Linked DNA regions of Homo sapiens: region 1 is linked to region 2. The links are chromatin loops, found by intact Hi-C in ENCODE. Cell type or tissue: adrenal gland. All regions are shown on one strand. Links, peaks and the distances in the headings refer to the core of each region. The heading gives the core; the rest is flanking DNA.

The links. Peaks named below come from ENCODE experiments on the same cell type or tissue, not always from the same donor. Only the 100,000 strongest peaks of a DNase experiment are listed, where the experiment ranks them.
Region 1: a loop joins it to region 2, with 3 times the contacts of the local background. A loop is called at or near these places in 29 of 110 quality-filtered maps.

Annotation. Positions count from the first base shown.
Region 1 is chr20:61,227,748-61,230,661 of GRCh38, forward strand. No RefSeq gene overlaps it. Among named protein-coding and RNA genes, the nearest start is that of CDH4, 23 kb to the right of the region's middle. In adrenal gland, for the core only: a CTCF peak has its summit at 1,558 (motif pointing left); a DNase peak (open chromatin) is centred at 1,494.
Region 2 is chr20:60,209,952-60,212,865 of GRCh38, forward strand. The region is part of intron 3 of MIR646HG (MIR646 host gene); the gene reads left to right. Among named protein-coding and RNA genes, the nearest start is that of MIR646HG, 73 kb to the left of the region's middle. RefSeq lists a silencer at 1,189-1,428. In adrenal gland, for the core only: CTCF peaks have their summits at 1,332 (motif pointing right) and 1,531; DNase peaks (open chromatin) are centred at 1,250 and 1,883.

The DNA of each region.
Region 1 (2,914 bases), core at 271-2,770, 1.0 Mb after region 2:
TTTTAAATGGGTGGATGGGTTTAGGATATTGTCTATTCAAAATGTGAAAAATGCATACAGTGTTTTGGGAGCGTTTAAAATGGAGGCAACTATTTTCATAGCTAGAAATTGGAAAATACTCAAAAGCCAATGGGAGGATGTAGAGAGGCAAATTGTGAAAATAAAATGGATATAAAATTGCCACTGGAAATAACAGTTACAAGGCTTGGGCAGAGCCCACATAAAAACCACAAGAGGGGTCCCTGTGGCCAGCAGAATAATGCCTCCCGCCAAAAAAAGTCACACCCTAATGTCCAAAACCTGTGAAATATGGTACCTCACGTGGCAAAAGGAACTTTGCAGATGTGATTAAGGAACTTGAGTGAGTGATTACTAAAGATGGAGGAAGGGGCCATGACCCAAGAAATGCAGCGGCCTCTAGAAACTGGATGGATTCTCCCTGGAGCCTTCAGCCCAGCAAGATCCATTGTAGTCTTCCGACCTCCAGAACCTGGAGTTGGTAACTTCGTATCATTTGCAGTAATTTGTCACAGCTGCAATAGGAAACTTACACAGCTCTGGAGTCCACTGGCCCTGTTCAGATCACCCACATGCACCCCGGCACCGCAAAGCCTCTCCTGCAATGTCAAGGTCATTAGCATACCTACTCCACAGGACCATTTTACACATTAAGTGAGATGGTGCCTGGAGAGGCACCTGGCCCATCATGCAATGTGTGTAAGTCATCATTAGAGCCAAAAAAGGAAGTGCTATGGACCAGAAGATGCAAAATGTTGAATTTGTAATGATAGCAAGGATATAAATCACGATCGTGTAAATAGCAGGCTTATCACAGAGCTGGATTTTTTGTAGCAGTTACAGATTTGCAAGTTAGAGCTACTTCACTTGAACGTGGAGCTAATGGTATTAGGATGCTCTTTTTCGTTTTGTTCATTCATCCATCCATTCATACAGCAAGCATTTGAGAACCCCTGATGCCGGGCTCCGGGCTCTGGGCTCCGGGCTCTGGGCTCTGGGCTCTGGGCTCTGGGCGGGACCCTGGGAAGCCGCATGCCTCCATGCTCTCGCTGCGTAGAACCAGAGCTCTGCTGATTGAATATACATGAACTATAAAGAGGCCCCAGATGAGGAGATCATTTTGGGCCCTGCAATCTCAGGTGAGTCCTTTGCAGTCTCTGGACGATGCTGGAAATTGTGGCGTTGTTCTATAATGCAAAAGGGAAAGAGGTTTTATTCCCACAAGTCTGAGCTTTTTGAGATGGGAACTTTCTATTTTGTTCTTACTTCCCAGAGATAAAACCAAAGCCTTTTTATTTATGCTGCACAAGCTCAATACTTTATTTGCCCTTCACCATTTTTTTGCAAGTAAATTTCTTTCTCCCCGCAGTTTTCCCGCAACCGGTTGGTCTGTGATTCTCGCAGTGTCTCTTTTCCCTTGGGAATGTGTTCTTCCTTCCTCCTTGTTAGCCAGGCCTGGGGAAGGACGGGACGCATCACTGCTGATGCCCCTTCTGAAACCCCCTGCAGGCGCGGCTGCACCTCAAGCCCGGCGGGGCGAGGACGCTGAGCTGCAGACAGCGCCACCTAGCGTCCGAGAGCCACGGCGCACCGGCTGTGCGCATCTCTGGGCGAGACTGGAATGGAAAAAAATAGGTCTTTGTAAATCACCACCTCATTTTGTTCCTAGAGCTCTGTGTGTATCTGAAAGCTATGTTGGAATTTGCAGGCAGTAGCAAACTATGAATTGAAGAGAATTAATAAATGCATGCCTGTCTATTGATATGTTCAACAGAACCCTAAGAAATTACCATTTAGACATCAAAAAATGGATCAACCTAATATTTGTATAGGAGAACTAGAGAAACAAAGGATATATATATATATATATATATATATATATATATATATATATATATATATATATATATATATATATATATTCCCATTCCAGGGAAATTCTGATAATGTGGGAGGTTTTCGTTGTTGTCGCTTGTTTGTTTTGTTTTGATTTTTTGAGACGGAGTCTTATTCTGTAGCCCGGGCTGGAGTGCAGTGGCGTGATCTTGGCTCACTGCAACCTCCGCCTCCCAGATTCAAGTGATTGTCCTGTCTCAGCCTCCCGAGTAGCTGGGATTACAGATGCCCACCACATCTGGCTAATTTTTGTATTTTTAGTAGAGACAGGGTTTCACCATGTTGGCCAGGCTGGTCTTGAACTCCTGACTTCAAGTGATCCGTCTGCCTCTGCCTCCCAAAGTGCTGGGATTACAGACGTGAGCCACCGCATCCAGCCTGATAATGTGTTTAAGAATAAGTAACAGAGTTAAGCAATCTGGCTCCTGAACTTCATAATAAAGCCATTAATTTATTTATTTTTAACATGTTTGTTGTTTTTCATAAATGTCGGACTCCTACTCCCTGTGGCTGCCTCACCTCTGCTTCTCCTTCACTGGCCAGGTGCAGGCAGGAGGGAGAAGGACACTCCACGCCCCACGTGGCCCATTGGTTCCCAAGCCATCTGCCGACCTCAATTCTGGACTCTCTGAAGGAAGACCTTGATTGGCTACTCCTGCCCAATGGGGAGCGTGCCTCCAGGTCACATGTCCATGCTAGGTCAATCAGCTGAGGCCAGGAAGGGCTGTTGCTCACCTGCTTTTCTCCCCTCCCTCCCTGCCACCAGCCCAGCCCAGGTTGCTGCACTCCCCATTGCCTTTGCGTGGGTTGCTCTGCGGCCTCTCCTCTCAGTGCTGTCTCCTTCCGGAAGCCTTTCCAGATCCCGCCACGGAATGTGGGATGTCCCCCCAACCACACAGTCTCTGCCAGGAATTCTGTCTTCTGTCTTAACGGTGTTTGCCCTGCAAGCCAGGCCCCTCTGGCCTGCTATGTCCCTGTGCTCCGGGTGTCTAGGCCCACC
Region 2 (2,914 bases), core at 205-2,704:
CTCCCAGAAAGAAAAATGAGGTTTCTTGCAAAGAAACACAGTTCAGATCGGCATTAGACTTCTCACTGCCAGTGTCAGATGTTAGGAGATGATGTGGGACTTGGCAGTTCTGAGGGAAGCTGGCTTGCACGTAGGATCTTGTGTTGAGCCGAAATCACATTCAGGTTAGAGAGCAAAATGGAACCCTGCAGAGATGCAAGGACCCAAAAAGCTTGCCTTCCAGAGATACTCTGAGGATGACTCGAGTATGTCCTCAAGCACCGTGAGAGTAAATCCAAAATTAGTACATGTTTGCAACACAATTCAAATAATGCAAACATGTACAAAGTAGAAAGTGAATTTCCTCCTTTTCCTCCCACCCCCAAGATAGCCACTGTTTGTAACATCACAGTGTAGAACACATTCTTCCAGATATTATGTGTGTGTGCGTGTGTGTGTGTGTAGAACACACATCTTTACAGAAAGACCACATTCTACATGATTTTGGCAAAGCTGCTTTTGTAACTGGAAATTTTACTATGGCAAACAGTCCAGTCTCCTTACGTGCATAACTCCTGGTTCATGGCAAATTGGTTCATGGTAAATTTCACACAGGCTTCTGTGCCCTAGAGGGCCTTAATTTATTTTACCAGTCCTATTAACAATGTTTACATTGCTTTTATATTTCACTACTAAACGAACACTGCAGTGAGTATCCCTTGGATTTTTATCTCTGCATACAAGCTAATATTTATGCAAGATAAACCTCTAGAATTGGAATAATTGCTAGATTAGAGGAAATGGCCAATTAAAAAAGTGATAGATCTTACTAACTCTTCCTCCAACATAATAGTAACCATTTATTATTTATTATTTTTATTTTTTTAAAGACGAGGTCTCACTCTGTTGCCCAGGCTGGCGTGCAGTGGCGTGATCACAGGTCACTGCCGCCTGGAACTCCCAGGTTCAAGCGATCCTCCCACCTTGGCCTCCCCAGTAGCTACAACTACAGGTCCATGCCACGCCACCGTGCCAGGCTAATTTTTATTTTCGGTAGACACGGTGTCTCACTATGTTGCTCAGGCTGGTCTCAAACTCCTGGACTTAAGTAACCCTCCCACCTCGGCCTCCCAAAGTGCTGGGATTACAGATGTCAGCCACTGTGCCTGGCCCATTTATTCTTTAGATGACCGAGTTGGGCATTCAGCTCATCCAGGGATGGGTGTGTGTGTGTGTGTGCTGGGGAAGGGGTGCTGGTATCGGAGCTTCTGAATCCTGAAAGTGTCGGACGGGGCTGAACCACAGGGTTGAGCGTCCTGCCTGGGCTGTGAAGTTTCTCCTACAGATGGCGCTGTTGCCTCGCGCCTGTCACTCAGGCCGAGGGGCAGAGTGGTAATTCTAAGACAAAAAGAAATTAAGCAGCACGCAAGCGGGCTGCCGCATTTTTATGTTTATGCCGAGACGACCCAAATCTATGTTTCTTCACCTTCCTGGCTGTACAACTCAGATAACTTTGTGATCCACTCTTCTTCAGAAGGAAGAAAGAAAAGATTCTATTTGACCGTCTTTTTTGAAATCCTTAGAAATCCACCCTTTGAACATAAGTCTTTGAGAACTTCCATCAATGTGCATAGTGAGTGTGTTTCAGGAGAAGAAATAATTTAGATTTTAGCTCAGTATTTTGTTTTTCATTCTATTTCTTCTTCTAAAAACAAAAACAAAAACCTCTTGATCCAAAGGAAACACATGGAGAATGGAGAATTCCACAGCAGCCTTGCAGCATGAGCGGCTCCGGATGGCCCTGCCTCTGGGCTCCAGACCCCCAGTGTTTGGTTCCAGGGCTTCTGCCCAGTGGTGATGGGGCTGGGAGACTAGACTCACTGTGTTGGGAGAGCAGTGGGTGTCTCCTGGGCAGGAGAGCCTCATCCCTGTGCGCACCCACGCTGGGGCCTTCTAGGTGTGTGTCCCCGAGTGTGTTCAGTATGTCTCATGTGTTCAAGTGACAGACTCGAGCTGGTAAGGACCTGGAGTGCCTTTCTACCCAGGCAGAAATCAGGAATAAAGTGTGAGCTGTTGACAATCAGGCTTCCCGGACTGTAACTACCAGGTTCAGAACATGCTTGGAGTTAGGTTTTAAATGTAAGTGGTAAGACTGTCCTCTCTGCCCGTTTGAAATGAGCACAGGCCGTGTTGCAGGTCTCTGATTCGGAGTAAAGATGAGCCTGGCTTCCTCTGCGGAGGAGGCCAGAAGCAGGTGCGGAGGGCTTAGCAGAGGCCTTTGCACTCAGAGACTTGCATCTCCTGCATCTTTTTAGGCCTGGAAGGCACCCGCATGCTCCTCTCGGCGCAAAGGTTCCAGGAGGTGGTGACCTTGATGAATCTCAGTCAAGATTATGAATAATTTAGGAGTAACACAACCCAGCCAGAGAATGCTTTCCCAGACAGCAGACAGGCTGCCGTTCTTCCAGGCGTCCCTAAATGGGCATCAGATATAGGAAGACTGGTGGGCACAGCAGCGGAGGGCTTTTTTCTTGGCATTATTAAAAGCTGACGTGCTTCTTTGTGTGAGTTGCTTGTTCCACTGACATAGAATTGTTTTGTTGTCACTGTAGCTTTAGTGTACACATAAGCAAAGCAAGCTCTTTAGGTACCGTGAAAAAGCGATGGTGGATATTTCTGTGTGTCTTGAGCATAAATTGTAAGAAAACCAAACAGATTTTAAAGGGTTTGGGGGGGATGGCGGGGAGATCTGGGTGTTTGCAGAAGAAGGGACTGTGGCTGGGGGTTCTGAACAGGCACTGCCATATGTCCCAGGCCACGTTTAGTGCACAGTGATTATGGCAAAGGTGGGAACTTGAAGGGGTGACCTGGTAGCATTATGCTAGAACCTGAGTGGCAGTGGTCCTGGGCTGGACACAGGAGCCTGGCCCTAGTG